2 separate regions of the Mus musculus genome follow, and region 2 is linked to region 1. The links are chromatin loops, found by intact Hi-C in ENCODE. Cell type or tissue: heart. All regions are shown on one strand. Each heading gives the region's core, and the rest is flanking DNA. Links, peaks and the distances in the headings are about the cores only.

Region 1 (10,283 bases), core at 702-8,701:
GTGGTTTTGCAATGTTGGAATTCTAGTCTTTATATACCTGGATGAACCTACTCAGATATAAATACATGGGGATATATACAGATGTGTGTGTTGTGTGTGTGTTGTGTTGTTTAAGGTTTAATGAAACTGTACTTAAACACACCCTGTGATTTAACTGTACTTAAACACTCCAGCTAGCCTTTGGAGACTAGCTTTTTAAGTTCCAAGAAACATCTTCCCAAATTACCTTTTAAAACCAATGATCTCTAAATTCCCCATTTCCTATAGTTAGTTAGGTCCTGAAAGAAGCAGTCCTCAGGCAGATGACCATCCACCTCCAGCAAAATGACCAGCAGTCATATAATACTTTAATGCAAATGGCTCATCAGTTAACTAGACAGCAAATCTAAAAAACATCAGGTCTATAGTTTGACATTTAGTCTTTCACTTTGGCTGTAAGAACATGTCTGATTTGCTTTTGCAAATCAGCAATAAATGAACTTTATGCCAAAGATTCACCTTTAGCTTATCAGTCACACAATTATTACCAAAAAAGGAAAAAATTAAAAACAAACAAACAAACCCAGAAGAATTACCGCTTTTGGCTGTTCACTTATCAGGGCGCTGCTGCTGACACTGTGCAAGGTGCTTAGACACTCAGCAACAGAGAAGGCGTTTAGACTGAAGACTCTGCTCATTAGCCTTCCTATGGGTGAGCAGCCCCCACCTAAATCATCATCATCCCACTGTAAGTCAGCGGACGATATGAGGGAAGGCAAAGGAAGCCCATACGCTTGGGTGTGGTCACCGACAAATGGAAGCTTTAAGTCCCTGGTTCTAAGTTCTAAAACCAAGAGCCGCGCCCTTGCCGACAACTAAGGCTTCTCCCCAATTTACCCCAAACCTCACCAGCCCCGTGGGCTCATTTAAGAAGCATAGCAGCTCCTAGACTTGGGCTCAGGCGGTCTGGGCAGACAAAGCCTGCTTTACACCGCAGAGACCTTCGGCCTTTGGGACTTGCATTCTGTCGTGCTGCTCCGCGCCACTATCTAAACTCGTCAACAGCGTGTGGAGAACAAGAGGCGCTGCAGCCAGCGACACCAGAAGCTGGGGGAGGCGGCTGTCCCCCGACTCCACAGCCTGGGGGAAACATGCGACTCCCACTCGGAATTCCCAGGGGTGCCAGGTGCCCTAAGGCAAATCCCAGAGACAGCACGTGCTCTGAGGTTTCTCGGTAAGCGTTTTCTGCACCAGTACACCTCACACTTGAATTCTGGGGGCGGGTGGCCTTGCGTGGACCGTAGGTAGACCCTATGCAGGCTATTGTTCTCAGGGTCTCTGGGGCGGGAGACGCCCCCCCCCCATCCGCCTCCCAGGCAGCATCTGCCGCTAGGCAAAGCCTTTCAGCTCCGTGCGAACAGGGCGTGCCGGGGGGCGCTGCGGATTATCATAAAATCCTAAACGAGTCCCCTTTGGTGGTTCCAAGCTCAGAAACAAAGCTCCTAGACGAGCCAGCCCAGCCTTGTCGGGGACCCGCCACCCGAGCTCTCTGGCCCAGTCCAAGGACCACGCCCAGCCAGACCAAGCCCAAACAGCGACTGGCCTAAAGCTGGAGTCTTCAGGCGAAGACTCTTCCCTCCTCAGCTGCCTGCCCTACCCCGATGGAGAGCCCCCCACCCCCTTCATGAGGAAGACCCATCCCCTGTACAGCCTCAGTCGCCTTCCCATGCCTGTCTACTCTCCCCAAACCCGGGAGGTCTCCACCCTCCCTTCATCTCCCCGCCCCTCTTCATTCTTCAGAGCAGCCTCGCCTCGCGCCACCTGCGCGAAGCTTCAGACCCGCCTCCCACCCAATTGTCAGCCCTTCCCAAACCACAGCCTCCTCCTCCAGATTCGATCACCTGTCCCCACCCATCTCCCCCTTTCTGCTCAAATCCAGGCCTCCACGCCCGTTTGTTCCAGCCATCTCCCCAGGCCCGGGGCATCGATATCCCTCACCCACCAAGATAGATGCTGCGTGGCAGACTAGGCGACATGGCTCCAGCGGAGGGACCTAGCGCCGCGCCGCCAGGGGCTGGGCAGATGCAAGAGGCCTTTGTGGTTTCGGCAGGTGCCTCTAGGGCCTCTGCTCTGCTCAGGGAACAGAGGATACAAACGATGGGGTTAGGACCACGTTAGGCAGATATCAGACCAGAGGCGCAGTTGGTGGGAACTAGGGACCGCGGCGATCCAGGGACGTACAAGAGGACAGGTCCGGCCACCACAGAAACACTCCCCTACACCCCACCTTTTAGCCATTTACTGCACGTCGACCAGCTACGGCTGCGCGACTACTGGGTGCTAGGCGTGAATCCCTTCAACTTAGCTGCCTCCTTATTCTAGCTATTTGTAAATCTTTCCAGCACACATTAATGCCTTAGGCGTCGCAAGTCACCAAGCCGAGTTCTGTGGGACTACAAAGACCCAGACTTGCGCCCCACCTTAGTCCGGATCTGCCTGAATCCTCAACATCTCTTTCATCGGCTGGAGGAGCCTAGGCGCAACCCAATTCCCTCCCTTTTGTGAGCCTCAGGGAGAAACTGAAAGAGGGGTGGATGTTGCAGCCCGGAAAGATCAAGCCCACCACCCTCCCCTTGCCATCACCCACTGCTCCAGGATGATGCGATTGTGCGGGTCCGTCGGTCGGTCTCTGGGTCTCGCCGCGGCGCGGTAGCTGCGGTTGCACGGGGCGGGAGCGGCTGCTAGCGCGCTCTCTCGGTGGCTGCCTTGCGCGCCTGGAGCGGAGTCCCGAGTGGCGAGCGGGGGTGGGGACGAGGGTGGGGGCGGGGAGCCGCCTGGGCCAATCACGGATCCGAGGGCTCCGCCCCAAGTGCTCGCCACCTCGAGCTAGCAGGTTAGGCGGAGGCGGGACCAGTAGCGCCCCGCGTCCTCCGCGTTGCCGCCGCCTTTGGGACTACAAATCCCGACAGTCCCTTTTGCAGGCCCCGGGTCCGAGAAGGGACAGAGGGCATGGCCCCAGGACCTCGACAACCCCCAGCCATCTAAGCGCCATTCTCAGCGTTCCTTTCTGGTCCCATGGTAACTAGCGACACTTCACAAAGCCCAGGCGCTGGGGCGGTATGGCTCGAGTCCCCTGGGAGGGTATAGGGCGTCTCCGGAGGACACATCGCCTCCCCTCCTCCTGCAAGACCCCACCCGAGGGGCTGAAACAATGCGGTGGCGGGGTCTCTCCGAGGCTGCGGGTTCCCAGTTGCGCCATCGGATTAGCGTCCTACCGAGTCTGAGACTGATGGGATTGCAGACTGTAGAGGGCGAGGTGGTCAGTACAGGAACACTGTTCTCATAGACCAAGGGAACGGCCACTCTGGGCGCCTCACTTCGCACCTTCTTTCTCTTGAGGTATTGAAGCCACCGTCTTTTCCAGAGCAGCGCTTGGACGTCGATGTCCAGCGCCCAGGTCCTATCCTATTTTTGACATCTCCTTTAAAAGAAAGTGTGTGTGTGTGTGTGTGTGTGTGTGTGTGTGTGTGTGTTTTAAACTCATTTCACATCAGCACCACCATCTTTATTTCCGGGTTGCTGTTGTTTTGACGGTTTTATTAGGTAGCCCCCTGCTAGCCTAGAATTTGAATTGAACCTCCTGCCTCTGCCTTCCGAATAGTGGGATTACAGATGTTCACCGCCACACCTTGTCCAGTTTCACCATTTTAGTACACAGTTGACTTAACCACAAACGATCCTGTAAATGGAGCGAGACAGTTCTTTTTCCTTAACTAATTTATGGCTCAGGCCTTTCCCTGAGCTCCGTGTTAGTCTGTCATTATTGTGACAGCTTAAATATAGCTTCAGAACTTGAATCTCTTCACTTGATGTCACCCCAATGGTGTTGCAAACCCGTGTGGAAATGCAGCATTAATACTGCCCCCGCCCCTGGATTCCTGGGGATCTACAACTGCTGTTGAAGAAGTTGGTTCTTTCCAGGGCTTCCCTCAGTTCCGGGGGTGGAGACGGGGGTGTGAGTCCCTTGGCTGCTTTCCTGAAGTGCTTTTCTCTAAGGCTATTTTCAAAGAAAATCGTACTTTATAACTTCGGGTGGAGGGAGCAGGATCCTCTGAATTTTAACAAAATGTACAGCCTGCACGTTAAGCTCCAGTCCTCCAAATGTGGGTCCCACTGGGTCATGTGCTCTGTGATCCACTCCTGGATGCGTTTAGGGCCACACAGGCGTGCCCCTAGGGGGTGCGGGGTTACTACATTTGGTCTCCAATTCTTTTTTTTTTTTTTTTTTTTTTTTTTTTTTTTTTTTTTTTTTGGCTTTTCGAGACAGGGTTTCTCTGTGTAGCTCTGGAACTCACTCTGTAGTCCAGGCTGGCCTCGAACTCAGAAATCCGCCTGCCTCTGCCTCCTAAGGGCTGAGATTAAAGGCGTGTGCCACCACCGCTTGGCTGGTCTCCAATTCCACTCTAAGAGTGGATTTTTTTTTTTTTTTTTTCTGGTAGTAAGCTTGTGCAAAGAACCTCCAGACAAGCTTAGATGGCCATCCTCAAAACACTCCTAATACCAGTGAAGGGTGTGTGTGTGTGTAAATTGCTCCAGTTGAAGGCCCTGTCTAGTCTCCCCAAACTGTCCAGGGAAATTTTTGCAAAATGCATTGCGCCCCTCTGGAACACCCAGCTAGCTCCGAGCAACGAGGGCCTCTGATGAACTTTTGCCTAAGGTGGAGGGAGCCCTCTAGTGGCCAGAATCGTTTTCTGCAGTTTTCAGTTGCGTTCCTAATCTCCAGCCTACCTACCCCCGCCCCCTCTCCCCCCCCACACCCCACCCCCGACTGCTTGCTAGTTAGCATTCAACACTGATAAAGATCCTACCCAAGCCTGAGGTTTCACGTACCCTCAGTACTTGATTTTTAGAGTTTAAAAAGAAATTTAGAACTTAGAGTCCCCTATATGTGGATTGGAATCCTTGTTCCTGACACATGACAGCTTCTTGACTTTGGCAAAGCCCATCCTGAGTCTTTGCTTCTTCACACCCCTCCCACAATCACCATGCATTTCAGGAGGAAATCCGTATAAAACTCACAGCCCACTGCCGAGCGTACACAGTGCACACTCACAAGTGTAACTATTATTAATTTCTTCCAAGTTGTAGAACAATGGGAGGGATGTAACAAACATACGGACACTGTAAGAATAGCCACAAAAGTCTGTTTGGTGTGGCTTTCTATTCAGCTCATTTGTAAGGTCAGATAAAAGTAGAGGAAACCAGAAGAAACGGGTTCTGAAACCATCGCCGTGGGATGGAGGAGCTAGATCTGAGTTTCACCTGGGTGGCTGTTGACCTGATTGGTCCTTAAGTCCAGGATGAAGGAGTACAAGCTGTGGACGGGGGAACCTAGAGATGTCTGGGAGGTGGTCGAGAACTTCCCCAAAGCTTGGAAGTCAAGACCATTCATGAATGAAGGTGGTGGAAAGAGGAGATTAGGCAGTTTGGGGCCCGACCCCAGAGATCCCAAAGGCTACTGGGATGGGTGTAGCAAGTCCTCATACACTAGGTTTGAAATACCCTTAACAAATGAGAATAAGAAACCCATCTGAGGCTTTCTAAAACTCCGGCTATAAGCAGGGTCAGATAGTCTACAACACACCACTCGATCCTTACAGATTCACCCAGCAGGTAACTACTCATTTCTTACCAATTCATCTTATTCTGGGGTACTCATAAGTCACCCTCACTCTTAGGAGCAGAAGCAGAATTCTAAAGGCCGTCTGCTTGACACAAAACCAACCTCTCCTGCTTCTGCTTCCCCTCCTGTCCCAGGAGATCCCCTCCAGAGCAAATTGTAAATGACTCCTGGACAGCTTATTGACATTCCACTGGCCCCAGACCATCTCTCCCCTTCCAACAGTTTCTCCTCTGTTTCCTTCTGGGAAAGGGATTCTCCAGGACGCCTAGAGGCTCTGTGTTAAGTAAGAGACCTCTTCCTCTGAGGGGGGCATGGTGGGATACAGCTTTAATCCGAGCACTTGGGAAGCAGAGGGAGGAGGATCTTCATGAGTTCAAGGCCAGCCTGGTCTGTAGCTGCAGGACAGCCAGCAGTGCACAGTGCCCACCTTCAGAGAAGGCCTTCTCTTTTCATCTATTTAGTTATTAAAATAACTGTGAGCAGAGAGTCAAACCTGTGTATCTAGGTCAGTGTCACAGAGCCGGAGTCAAAACAGGGACAAGAAAGCAGAAAAATGGATACTGGGAGAGGAAGAATGCACACAGAAAACAGGAGAGAAATCTAAGGCTCTGCAGAGATGGGGTTTCAGGAGAGTCAAGGGCTGAGTTAGCTCTTGTCTAGAATGTGTGAGGTCCTGCATTCAGTTGTCATTATAAACAAGCACAAGCAAACAAAGAGTCAATCAGTTACAAAAACAGGGGTCAATCAGTTACAAAAACAGGGGCAGTGGGAAATGAGACCCAGGCCACCCAGCCTGACACAAAAGACACAGGAGAGGGGATCCAGAGGGGGCTGGAGGTGGGAGCTTAGATGAAAACAGCAAACTCAGTTCTAGTGTGTCAACATGGTCTGAAATGCTGAGGAACACTCCAGAAATCCCCCCTAGACTATGACACAATTTTCTTTATTATATTTGTTTTTAATTCCAATTTTGAAATAAAGCCTTCTTTTCCAATCAGACCGTTCGAAACCCACATCCTGGAAGAACCACAGCTGCCAAGAATCTAGCTGCTCTAGCCCCGTCTTTGAAATCCACTACAAACTTGCATTTATTTCACACACAGAGATTCTTAAAGTCAGAAGGAACCTAGCAATTGCGGAGCCTCACAATGCCAGCATTATCCAGACGAGGATAATGAAGCTTTGTTTAACAATCTTTTCTCCATCAACACAATCCACTTGGGTATAGCACGAATAATAATGAGGGGAGAAAGCAACTCTGACAAGCACCTCAGAGAACACGGGCTAAGAGGTATTTCATCATCTTTTTGTCCTGCACCTGTCACACCCCACAGCATGCTGGCTCACTAACCCCTGAGGAGCTGAGAATATTGCAAAGAAACCCACCCTCTGGTCCTATTTGTAAATTTTTATTGTATTTTTAAGTGTTAATGAATATATTACTTTCTGACTAGTTTAATGATTAATCTTCACTGTCAATTTGAATGCACTCAGAGCCATTGGAAACACATTAGGGGAGTCCATGAGAGAGTGTCCAGAAAGGTTTAGCTGAGGAGGGAAGACCTGTCTTGAGTGTGTGTAGTGCTATTTCATGAGCCAGGAAAAGGAGGAAAAACTTTTTAGGAGCATTTCGCTCTTTCCTAACTTGGATGCAGTATAGATGAAGTATGAACACAGTAGACCCAGTGTGGATGCAGTGTGGACACAGTGTGGATGCAGTGTGGACGCAGTGTGGGCGCAGTGTGGATGCAGTGTGGATGCAGTGTGGGCACAGTGTGGATGCAGTGTGGGCGCAGTGTGGATGCAGTGTGGGCACAGTGTGGGTGCAGTGTGGATGCAGTGTGAACACAGTGTGGATGCAGTGTGGACACAGTGTGGACACAGTGTGGGCACAGTGTGGATGCAGTGTGGATGCAGTGTGACTAGTTGTCTCACACTCTTGCGGCAGCAGGAGCTGTTCTTGCTGCCTCGCCTTCCTTCCTGTTGAACTGCATCTCCTCAAACTGAGAGAGAGCCCAAATAAATCTTCTCTTCCTTCCAGGGTGGTTGTCAGGAATTTTGACAGAGAAATGACAACAGTAATAAAGATATAATCTTGGGCTGAAGAGATGGCTCAGCGGTTAAGAGCACTGACTGCTCTTCCAGAGGTCTGAGTTCAATTCCCAGCAACCACATGGTGGCTCACAACCATCTGTAATGAGATCTGATGCCCTCTCCAGTGTGTCTGAAGACAGCAGCAGTGTACTCATATACAATGTGTGTGTGTGTGTGTGTGTATGTGTGTGTGTATTCTCTTGTGAGCCCAACAATGTGACTAGCTATTTCCCTTCCACAACTTAATTTTCAAGCTAAGAGGCAAAATAAACTCCATTTTTCATTAACTTCTGTCAGGTGTTTTGTAACATCACACATAACTAATACACTTACTCACCTATAGTCACTGTGTGAAGCCTGCTCCCCCAGCATAGCAGTAGCCATTTTGTTCCATGCCTGACAGTCATTTCATATTGTTACTGACACAGAAAAAATAGCTTGACTCAGAGCAAGGTCATGTGGACCATATACCCTGTTAGGTTCCGTATGCTTGAGGTTTCTTAGTCTTAAGAAATTACACAACCATAAGCTCCATTTAGACCAATCAGAATAAAGGCTAGAATAAAGGTTAGAACTGTTCTGTCTAGCTTGTCAACATAGCTTGAGCCAGAGCCAACCACTGGGCAGCACTTCCTGCACCTGCACATGGGCTCATTGTGGGTTTTGCCTATACAAGCTGGCTCTAAGAAACATGAAGGGTCACAGTTTAGTTTCCAAGTCTATACTGCCCCCCTGGTTGATCAGGGTTTTTTTTGGGGGGGTGTGCTCCATAAACCAGCCTTGTTTAACCAAGATTGGTATCTGAGTGGTTTGTGCAGCCATTCCCAGACCTCAGCAATCTGAATATTTTACATGACTTTGTAGACTGTACAGTCACACTTATGGTCCTTTTTGTTTTGTTTATCTGTTTGTGGTTTGTGTGTGTGTTGTTTTTTGTTTGGTTTAGACAGGGTATCTTTAGATATCCCTGGTTGTCCTGAAAAATGATATAGACAGGCTGGCCTGTCTATATAGAGATCTGCATACCTCTGCTTCGAGAATGCTGGGCTTTAAGGTGTGTGCCATCACTGCCTGGCTTCTGGTCCATTTTTAAATCAATGTTTGTTAAAGATATAATACCTGTGCCTCTATTTTTCTTTTTCTTGCATGAGTATGCCCATTTGCCCCAGGGACGTTGTTGAAAACACTGTCCACTTCCTGTTGAGTTCTCCTTGCTTCTTGCTAGAGATTAGTTTCTTAAATGTCTGACTGGGCTCTAGTCTGTCCCATTGACATACATACTTCAAGGAAATGGCCCATGGGTTTGGATAGAGACATTTTTTCTCAGATGACTCTAGCTGTGTCAAATGGATAAAACAAACAAGTAAAAACTAACCAACACTGGACCATTTTCTATTTTTTAAAAATTTGTTCTTTGAAATTTTTCATATGTGTGTGCAATGTATCTTAATCATATATACCCTCAAATTTTAAAAAAATCGCTTATTTGTGTGTGGAGAAGACGTGCTGTGGTGCACATGTGGACGCCTGAGAATACGTGCAGTTGTTGGGGTTTTCTGTCCACCATGTGGGTTATGAGAATCAAATTCAGTTTAGGTTTGGTGATAATACAATGTAGGCTGCAGAGCCACCTCATGCTGGCACTCCATCCTTACTGTGAAACTCACCCCAGAAAAGGTGACCTCCAGACTGGGCTGCTGGTTGGGTGGAAATGGGGTATAGGTCAGCCCTTTTTAGTGGTATCGCACTCTCCTGGTGTCCTCCATCCCTCTGACTCCTATCATCTCCCCCAGCCCTGGGGTTCCCTGAGCTCTGAGGGCAGGGACCCCGTGGAGAGTTCCAATGTAGATTCTCTCTCAGAATAATGTCTAGCTGTGCGTCTCTGCGCCAACTCCGTCTGCTTCCGGAGAAAGCCTCTCTGACGACGACCGGAGAAGTCGGGTACCATTCGTCACAGGAAAACACACAATTCTCAGCTTTCGCCCTCTCATTTTGATACAGAGGGTTCTCTTGTACAAAGAACACACACTGAGGGCGTCTTTATGTGTGCCAAACTCTGTCCCACACAGTCCCATATTGACTTAACGTGGGGAAAGAGAACACTAGGCAGGAAAAGAGCAGAGGTGGTTTTGCCGTGAAAGGAGAAATGTTCTTACCAGCTGGCTAGATGCCTGACACTGGGACTCACCACGAAGCGGGTTGCTGTGAGACGTGATCTTACTAGCCCAGACTGGTCTTGAATTTATGGTCCTCCTGCCTCAGACCCCTCAGATCCAACTCCCAGCAAGTATTCATGGTGGTTCATGACGCGCTCAGTGTGCAGAAGTGCACGGTAACCCTGATCTCTATCTGGAGGCCTGATTCTCCATGAGAAAGGAGTTGGTGTGGATCCAAGCTTCTCTGCGGGACCTTGGGTGTGTACCTTATCCCGTGGCTTACAGGACAGGGTACTGGGGAATAAAACAGATCCTGTAGTAGATGCTTAACACCTGAAGGGATCTAGGTAAGATTAGAGGCCAGACTCATG
Region 2 (10,283 bases), core at 1,037-9,036, 290 kb before region 1:
ATTGCTGGAGTCCTCTTTCTTCTCTTGTCCATTAGAGAAAGTCGTCCTTTACTGTTCTGAGCTGTACAGGGAAAAATGCCTCTTGTGCAGATTATACCCATGAATTGCCACATGCTGTTTAAGCTCACTGGCCCCTCTCACTTCAGACCCAAGCATTTCAAAGTGTCCTCCAAACTGCCCAGTCCTGGCTTAGGCCACCTGACTCTGTAACAAGAATAAAAGAGAATAACACAACAGTCCAAAGGATAACATTGTACATTTAAAAACAGCTAATTAAAAAAAAAAATAGACGGGGTCTCTTTATGTAGTCTAGGCTGGCCTGGAACTCACTATGTAGACCAGGCTAACCTCAAACTCTAAGATTCCCCTGCCTTTGCCTCCCAAGTGCTGGGATTAAAAATGTGTATGGTCAGAGCCGGGCATGGTGGCGCATGCCTTTAATCCCAGCACTCAGGAGGCAGAGGCAGAGGCAGGCGGATTTCTGAGTTCGAGGCCAGCCTGGTCTACAGAGTGAGTTCCAGGACAGCCAGGGGCTATACAGAGAAACCCTGTCTTGAAAAACAAAAAACAAAACAAAACAACAACAAAAAAAACAAAAACAAAAATGTGTATGGTCAGGCTGGCTGAACTGCTGCAGTGGGAATGGCTAACAGGAAGCTTATCCGTGAAGAACACTCGGCCTAAGCATCCTCAATCATTAACCCCAGGTTTACAAAGTGAGTTCCAGGACAGCCGGGGCTACACACAGAAACCCTGTCTCAAAAAACCAAAAACCAACCAACCAAACAAACCTTCATCTTCTCCTCCAGGGTCCAGCCAGATAAGTACAGTTCTCACCCTCATTCAGGGAACTTCTCTCTGCAACAGATGGAGACCACTACAGAAAACTACAACCAATTACAAGGCAAAGTTGTGAAGCCCAGTCGCTAAGAATAGGTCTACAAAATACTGCACCTAGGGCTCAGGGAACATCGTGGAAGAGGGGGTGAAAAGACTGTAAGTGTTGTGTTTATAAAAATATAGGGAGAGAGGAGGAATATGTTTGGCGGAGGTGCAGTCAGGTGTGCAGGGAGGGGTGTCTCTGCCTGCCAATGCTGACACATCTCTTCCCTCCCTCCCAACCCCCCAAAGGAAAGATACAGAGTAGAGTTTATTTAGGACATGGGGAGGGGAGGGAGTAGAGACAGAAAGACTGAGAGAGACTAGAGGAGTAGAGGCTGGACATGAACACATGGAGAGAGAAGCTGGGATGGAGAGAGAGGAGTAAGGGGCAAGGGGACAGAGAAAAAGCAAGAGGGCAAGAGAGAGGAGAGGGTGAGCAGCCCCTTTTATAGTGAGTCAGGTTGCCAGGTAACTGTGGGGCGGAGCCTAGACTAAATGCCCACAGTAAGAGCCAGAGGATCAGGGCGTTTGCTGTGAGACTGTGTAACTTCAGAAGCTATCACCATAAAGTCTCGCCACCAGGACTGCAGGAACAGGATCTGAACAGGAACAAAAACAGACATGCCAGAGTGGACAGGAGTAGGGGTGAGGCACAAACGACAACCCCATGAGGCCTCAACCCTACCCAAAGAACTATAGGAACCAAGGAATACTGACTGTGAGCTACCATGCTCAGCCCATGTGTGATTTGAACTCAGGCCCTCAGGCTTGTGCCGCCCTTCTCTTTCTCACAGAGCCCTGTGCCCAGCCTAGCAGCTTCAGGATTTGTTTTTTGCTTGTTTGTTTAAAAGATTTATATTTATTTTTATATTTATTTTATATATGTGAATACACTGTAGCTGCCTTCAGACATACCAGAAGAGGGCATCGGGTCCCATTGCAGATGGTTGTGAGCCACCATATGGTTGCTGGGAATTGAACTCAGAACCTCTGGAAGAGCAGTCAGTGCTCTTAACCACTGAGCAATCTCTTGTGGTCAGCCATTAGTAGGGTCTTCCATAGTGGAGAGCAACTGTGAGTCATTAGTAGGGACTGGCAGGGGTGGGATGTGCTTGCAGGGAGGGTAGTCTGGCAGGACTCTAGGCTTTAATTATGGGATGCTAATTACTCTGGTTTCTGGAATTCTCACCACTTAACCAAAATGGAAGAACTTTTCAAAATAACCTGTTCATGGCTATTGTGAATAGTTCTAGTTCCACTCAAGAAATAGAAGAAAACCTTACCCTGAAGAAAACCCTAGGCTGTAGGGCATCATTTTTGCAACATTCTTCAAGGAGTAATTAATTCTAGATTTACATATATGAATAACACCCTTTCTATTATGCACTTCATAAACACCATTAGCTGGGCACGATGGTGGCCTTCCTGTAATTCCAATACCACAGGATCAGGAGGATCGGGAGTCCAAGGTTATCCTCAGCTACAAAGTGAATCTCAAGTCAGCCTGGGCTATGTGAGACCCAACCAACCAACCAAATATAACTAGCAACAAACAGCTAGGCATGGTGGTGCACGCCTTTAATCCCAGCAATCAGGAAGCAGACACAGGTTAATCTCTGTGAGTTTGAGGCCAGCCTGGCCTACAGAGTGAATTCTAGGACAGTCAAGTCTACACAGAGGAACCCTGTCCTGGAAAACCAAAAACAACAACAACAGCAAACAACCCAGAAACAAACAAACAAACAAAAAACAAACAAAAACAAGAAAAAACAAAAGAACCTCCCCCCCAAAAAAACAAAAACAAAAAACCCCCAAACATTTAAAGTATGAAAATTTAAAATATGTTTTCATAAGAGCATCAACCCAAGACCGGAGAGAGTATAAATGAGGAGATGCATCTTGTCTTGGTGCTACATGCTCTATGCCCAGTATTCAAGGAGACTGAAGTAAGTGATCATGAATTTGAAGCTGATCTGAGCTACTCAGTGAATTTCAGCCTAACCTGGGCTACATAATCAAGACTCTCAACCAGAAAAAGAGAGTATAGGATAACCCAAATCATGAGCATAGATGTACATATCTCTTTTGGGGGAGGGGGGAATACCTCACTCATTTGTAGCCCAGGCTTGTTAGGAACTTAGTATATAGCCAAGTCTAGCTTGCCTGGCTATGTGATAATTCTCCCGCCATAGCCTCTTGAGTACAGGAATAAACCACTGTGCTTGGCTTGAAGTCATAAAACATTGAGATAGAATATAGCACTGTATAGCAGATATATATCTACTATTTAGTGATCTATTAATTAGTTGTATTATTACTTGATAATCAGATACGAAAAACTTTAACAATCAACACTCTAATACTACATTATTGTCTAGAGCTCTTGGGCTGGTGTCTTAGTTACTGTTCTGTTGCTGTGAGGAGACATCATGACCAAGGCAATTTATTTAAAAAAGAGGAGAACTTAATTGGGAGCTTGCTGACAGTTTGAGGAAGTTAGTGCATGATCACTGTGGTGAGGAGCATGGCAGCAGACAGGCATGGGGATGGATAAATAAATAATTTAGAGCTTATAGCTGATCTGAAAGGAGAGAGAGGACAGAGAGGCAGAGTGACAGAGACAGACACAGAGACACAGAGACTCCCATGAGGGGTGAGCAAGGCCTCTATGACAAGCAGAATGTGCCCAAGACAGAAAAAGGCAGGTCCCTTTTGTTCCCTGGGAAGTTGTATCCGTGGCTCTGATGAAATCTGTTGGAATTTGGCTGGATGTTCATTTAGGGTCATTAGTGAGGGATGGCCTCACTAGTTAGTAGGGGACCTTGGCAATTAGGTGAATTTCTAAGTCTGAGGAAGACCAGGGCCAATGGCTCAGCTCGTGGAGACTAAGTTTCTTCAGTTGTTTCTTGCATGACCTTTAACCGTTGCCACCTCTCCGGAGACCTGGGGTTGTCGGGTGACGTTGAATGATCCTGAGTGCTGTGCAGATGATGGTGAATTCCCAAGGCTTAGCCAAGCTCTCAGTAATCTCTGCCTTGAAAGGAGGCCCGTTGTCACTTTGGACACTTTTAGGTAGCCCAACTGGGGACTTATTTTAGAGCAGACCCCCCTGCTGCTTCTGGGGCTCTTCCTGTTTCACATGGGGGGGGCTTCCATCCATCCTGGAGAGGTGTCTGCAGAAACCAGATATTACTTGGCACTGAGACCCGGGCATGTGAGTGCAGCCCAGCAAGAGTCATCTCCAGGTTCTGGGCATGCCTCTGGGTCCCTGGGTGCTGAGAACATCTGTTTAGGGGTCTATTTTTCTGACGTGTTATTGTGGTTTTTTATGAAAATGGTCCCCACAGGTTCATATTTGAATACTTTGTCACCAGGGAGTGGCATTATCTGAAAGGATTAGGAAGGTGTCCTTGTGGCAGGAAGTGTGTCCCTGGGGGGCGGGCTTGGAGGTTTCAAAGCCTAGAGCCTCTTTCTTCCTGCTGCCTGCAGATCTGGATGTAGAACTCTCTGCTCCTCCTCTAGCGCCATGTCTGCCTGCATGCTGCCATGCTTCTTCCATGAAGACAATGGACTAAGCCTCTGAAACTGTAAACCAGCTCCCAGTTAAATGTTGTCCTCTATAAGAGTTACTACACTCATGGTGTCTCTTCACAGGAATAGAACGCTGGCTTAGACACATGACTTACACCCCTGTACCACTTGGACTGTTTCTTCTAAGCCCTGCCCTATATGCATCCTTTAAACAACCAACCAACCAACAAACAAACAAACAAACAAACAAACAGGGAGTGTTCTCCTTTCCTAAGAGATACATCTGATGTAGGGGTTTAAAGCTTTCCATTGTTGGGCCTTTGAAGCAGCGTAGTCATTAGGTCATTGGGGGTCCAGATGGCACCTGGTCTCAGAGGTAAAGAGCATTTCCTCTGAAGAGTTTTGGGTTTCTCGATAGGCATCAAAGATTCCTGCAGAAGATGGGGTATTCTATGTGCCCAGGGAAGCTCTGTTGGCCTTATGGTTAGCTATCCTGTTTTCTTTGCTATTGCACAAAGTGTCTGGTCCAGGACAGTGTATCGCAGCCAATTGGGAGGCTTTATCTGGGAGCCTAATGACTTCTCAGGAAGGCTTTGTGGGATCCCAGCTGTAGTTAGAGGGGGTCTTTCTTCCTACATGGCCACATGGGCATGGAAGATGGGAAGGCACGTGGACTCTGTATAAGGATCCTGGCTCTTTCCCCTTGGGACAGTTACAGCACTCCGCTGCGATCAATCAGCTCTGCTAGCTCAACCATGCAGTTTTTAGGTGTTGGTCCTGAATCGAGTACATCAGTCAGTGACTATTGCATATCCTGCATATCAGATTCCTTCTTTTTCTGAAGGAACCTCCACTCATGCAAAAGACTAGATCAGGGTTTCCTGAGGATTGATCTGAGAATCAGAACCGGCTGCGACGTTTTCCACGAGGACTTACTCCCAGGAGTGGAGTCGGGGAGGATCCCTTTTCTTCTCTGTCAGACAGGAAACTGGATTCAGGATTTGACAGGTCTTGAGACTAATCTGAGGTCCCTCCAACATGAGGAGCTGCTGACATTTAAGTAGCCTGCTGTCATCATCCTTAGAATTGAGCATAGCCTGTGAGCCACAAGGGGGCGCCCAAGGGTAAACTTTCAGGCTTTGGGAAGTCCCCCAGCGACATCTAGCCAATTCCTTTCCTACCTTCATCACTGGCTTCAGCTGTAGGTTGCTCGGCAGGGGCATGAGTTGGATAATTACTCCAAAGCAGTGCCCTGTCTCTCAGTCCCATGCAGGAGAGACTTAAGGTGGGAGTCTCAGTTAACGTCTTTTTAAGTGCCAGCCCTGAGAGTATGCCTCCTTTTGACAATACAAGGCCCAAATAGGTACCTTTGGCTTTGCATGGCTGGCCTTTTCCTCTAGGCCCTGTAGCCCGTGCCAGCCAGGATATCAAGGAGGGCTTCTGTCTCTTGGAAATGACTCCTACTGTTGGCCCACAAAGGAGGAGCTCACCTTCATAGTGAATCATACTGAATTTGGGTGGTCTCCAGATGAGTCCAACCCACCAAGTCAGTCATCTGGGGTGGGGGTGGGGGGGTTCAGGCCGTGCATGAGTTGAGAAAAAGACCAGGGTTTCTTTCTATGTATTTGGAGGTTGAATTTGCTCCAGATGTTCAGGGGGGGAGTTGGTGGGGAGCCTGGACAAATATGGAGCTATCTCAGGGCTTCTCTGTGTAACCCTGACTGTCTTGGAACTCACTTTGTGAGGCTGGCCTCTAACTCACAGAGATCTACCTGTCCCTGCCTCCCAATGCTGGATTAAAGCCATGCGCGACAACTACTTGTAACTCCAGCTCTTGGGGATCCAACTCCTCTGGCCTCTGAGGGTAACTGCACTCATGTGCACAGAACTCCACATAATTAAAAATATCTTTAAAAATCTTTAAAAATAGAGCTGAGTGTTGGTTGCACACACCTTTGATCCCAGCACTCTGGAGGCAGAGACAGGCAGAGCTCTGAGAGTTCAAGGCCAGCCTGGTCTATCGAGTGAGTTCTAGGGCAGCCAGGGCTATGTAGTGAGACCCTGTAGGAAGGAAAGGAGGAAGGGAGGGGGAGGGATGGAGAGAGAGAGAGAGAGAGAGAGAGAGAGAGAGAGAGAGAGAGAGAGAGAGAGATGCTCATTTCAACTGGGGCAATAATGTTGGCCTCTTGTGTTTCCTGGAGAATTCTTACTGTGAAAATCCCCAGAGTGTCACACGTGACCCTTGGGAAGGTGAAGTCTCTGGATCAGGCCCCTTAGGTCCCATGAAGTTTACTCTGATTTTACCTCCCTCGAGTCACACCAAGTTCTGATCAGTAAGGGGAGCAAGTCAGGCTATATTCACAAGAAGGTGTGATGAATGGTTACAAACTGGTTTAATTTGTTTAAAGAACTCTTTTAAAGTTGTAAGTGGTTTGTTAATGGCCCCTTTTATTTTGGTTTAGAGAAGAGAGACGTGAGACAGGCCCAGAGAGGGAAGATAAGATGCAGAGAGAATCCCACTGCAGGTTAGAGACACCCACGAGAGACTGGATGAAGGGAAATTCAGTCTAATCAGGAGAAAGTTCGGAAGTCTCCCTGGAGCCAACTTTCAGTAATTAACTCTACGTCCGTCAGCCTCTAGGGAGGGGAAGGGGGAGCCCGCAGACAATGTGGGACAGCATTCTTTGAGAAAACAGTCTTGCTCTTTGAAGCATAAGCATTAGAATTAAAAGCATTCCAATGGTACCTTGTTCTCAGAGAAGAGAAAGAGCAAAGTTCCTAGCCTAAATTTCACATTGCTAAGCATGGTTGAGGGCTGTCCCCCATTCCAGAGCAGAGCAGAAGCCTGGATAGTCTCCCTCATTTCGGGGTTGAGTTTGGTTATGTTCAATCAGTAAGAAGAATCCTAAATTTGCAATGAGCACCCCCAAATTTTTTAACGAATTATCTATAAATTTTATGTATATGAGCACACTTCAGACACACCAGAAGAGGGCATCAGATCCCATTACAGATGGTTGTGAGCCACCATGTGGTTGCTGGGAATTGAACTCAGGACCTCTGAGTCAGTGCTTTTAACCACTGGGTCATCTCTCCAGCCCACACCCCAAAATGTTACCATCTACTGGTCTTAGGTTAGGATAGTTAGCTCTGTTGATGAAGTAATTAAAAGCCAGGTGGTGGCTCACCCTTTAATTCAGACACTAGGGAGACAGAGGCAGGGAGATCTCTGGGAGTTGGACTAACAAGTGAGACTATCTAAAAATTAAAATTAAAAAAATTAAGGTCTAGAATTTACGATGCTGTACAAAGTTTGTAAAATCTATTCTTTTTTAATTTTTTTTAAAGCAAAGAAGTAATGAACCACAAAGTCAGAAAGATAATGACATCTACATTGGAGAGAGCAACTGTTGAGTTTTAAAGGGAAGGGGTTTAAATTACCTTCCAGTTCTTATCTAGGTGAGGGCATTCTAGAGGCTAAACATTGCCAACTACAGTTGCTCTTCACTTTGTAGTACTAAGGATTGGATTGAACTCACATACTAGGCACGGGCTCTACCACTGAAGTGTATCCTAAGTTCTTTTAAATCATTGTTTACATTGAGATAGGGTCTTGAAAATTCTACCAGGCTGGTCTCCTCTCTCAATTTCTTTCTTTTGAAAAATTTAAAGGTTTTAATTTTATTTGTCTTTTATGTATATGGGTATTTTGCCCGCACGTATGTCTGTGTACTGTGTGTGCAGTACCTGTGGAGGTCAGAAGAGGGCGATGGTTTCCCTGGGGTTGTAATTATAGTCAGTTGTGAGCCACCAGCCTTGCTCAGTTGTTTGAATAGCTGGGTTACAGCCTTCTCCATCAGGCCCAGCTAAAGTACACTTCATACATCCTCGGCATACTTCACCACACAGTACTGTGAATCTACTAACAACATGATGATACACATACAGATCTCATTTCAATACTTTATTAAGAAAAAAAGCTGGCGGGGCTGGTGAGATGGCTCAGCGGTTAAGAGCACTGACTGCTCTTCCAGAGGTCCTGAGTTCAAATCCCAGCAACCACATGGTGGTTCACAACCACCCATAGTGAGATCTGAAGACAGCTACAGTATACTTATGTATAATAAATAAAATCTTTAAAAAAAAAAAAGAAAAAAGAAAAAAAGCTGACTCTGCATGTTGAGACTTGTAATCCTATCTAGTTGGAAGGCTGAGCTGGGAGGATAACAAATTCAAAGTCTGTCTGGGCTTCAGAGTGAGTTCAGTGCCAGCCTGGGCAAATGAACTAGACTGTATCTCAAAAATAAAAACAGCTGTGTCACGTGTCACGTGTCACATGTCTGTAGGTCTATCATCACAGTGGTGGAGGCAAGAGGAACAGAAGTCAGGGTCACTCTTGGCTACATAAGGAGGTTAAGGCCAGCCTGGGCTACAGCATATTTGTAATCCCAGTATTTCAGAAGCTGAGGCAGGAGGATTGTTAAAAGTTAGAGGTCAGGCTGATCTACATAGTAGGTACCAGGTCAGCCAGACTGCCTCAAAACATGAAAACAGAGATGGGGGTGTAGTTCAGATGCTACAGTGGTTGCAATGAATTTAATCCCCAGAACAACAGTCAAACAAACAAAAAGTATGAATTAAAATGTAAAAGTGCTGAGGCTGTAACTCGATGATCTAAAAGTTTCTTCCCTGCTGGCTGGCTTTCATAGTGTGAGAAGGCACTGTGCATGCAGGCTATGGAGGGAGAAAAGTCACTGATATTACCACACGGTGAGTGCTGGGTGCTAAAGCCTGACTCCCCAGGCAGGTTGTGCCCCTGACAGTGACAGGACTGCTACAGTGGCCATCAACTGCTTTCTGCTTGGAGTGAGGCCTCCTTCATGGGAGAGATTCACAGTTGGTTCTGTAAACCTAGAGAAAGCCTGTAGCTCAGGTGGTCGCAGGCCCTAGAGGGAAGCTACCCGTGTTGTTTTGTTAAATGGAGATGCAGCCAAACAGCCTTCTAAATATCATTCCACCCACAGCACAGAGCTGCTCTCAGCCTTGGCCCAAGGAGCTTCTTTTCAAAGCCAGTGTTGAGTGCTTAGCCCTAATGGAACCTCTGAACCCCCTAGGAAAATAATGCCTGCCCTCTAACGTAGCAGTCAGTCACAGCTACTCTACTCTTAAAAATTCCTGAACAGTGACACACTCCCAACCACAGTAAACAACATTCCAGGACTCAAATAACTCATTTTCCTAGATTCCTGCCATGGCCCCATGCAAACCCCTTACTCACCGCTCGCCATTCTTTGACCGATCTAGGTCAAAAAGGAATTTTACTTACACGGTTCTGTGTGTGCCTAAGTGAGCTCCCTGGAACTGGCATTCTAGGTCGATGTGAGCTACCTGGTGTCGGGGCTGGAAACGGTGCCCAGGTCCTCTGGAAGATCAGGAAGCTGTCCTATCCACCATAAGTGACCCTGATTCTTACAGAGACCCTCAGCTTCCACCAACCCAGAAGCTAAGATCTCACCATATAGCATCTTGGGCTATAGAAAGCTTCCCCAATCTCTCTGTGCCTGCCTCTCTGATGTACCCACAAATGTGTTTTAAACTTGCCTTGATTTGGGACTTTCTTTATTCTGTAAAACTATGAAACTGTTTCCACATCAGAACACAGAATTTGTGGTAACCTAAATGTGTGTTACTGAACTGTGGTCACTCGAAATAGCTCCAGAATACACGGTTGTGTTCATTTAAGATTTTTTGAGTTATGTTTTTTGTGTAGCAAGTGTGTACCAACACATATAGCTTCTTCAGGGAAAATTCTCAATTTTTTTATTTTCAGAATTTTTCTTTGTTCTAGCTTTTTTTTTGGGGGGGAGGTG

Evidence for each region. Hi-C counts contacts between places; a loop is a spot of excess contacts. Peaks named below come from ENCODE experiments on the same cell type or tissue, not always from the same donor. Only the 100,000 strongest peaks of a DNase experiment are listed, where the experiment ranks them.
Region 2: a loop joins it to region 1, with 3 times the contacts of the local background. A loop is called at or near these places in 8 of 42 quality-filtered maps.

Annotation. Positions count from the first base shown.
Region 1 is chr5:30,704,346-30,714,628 of GRCm38, reverse strand. Dpysl5 (dihydropyrimidinase-like 5) reads right to left here and starts at 3,065. Exons shown (of 13, transcript NM_001356948.1): 1 at 2,627-3,065. In heart, for the core only: CTCF peaks have their summits at 2,738 and 4,707 (motif pointing left); DNase peaks (open chromatin) are centred at 2,838 and 4,688; H3K4me3 peaks cover 2,997 bases; H3K27ac peaks cover 2,696 bases; H3K27me3 peaks cover 4,939 bases.
Region 2 is chr5:30,999,659-31,009,941 of GRCm38, reverse strand. No RefSeq gene overlaps it. Among named protein-coding and RNA genes, the nearest start is that of Tcf23, 36 kb to the right of the region's middle. In heart, for the core only: CTCF peaks have their summits at 5,524 (motif pointing right) and 8,165 (motif pointing right); a DNase peak (open chromatin) is centred at 5,531; H3K27ac peaks cover 148 bases.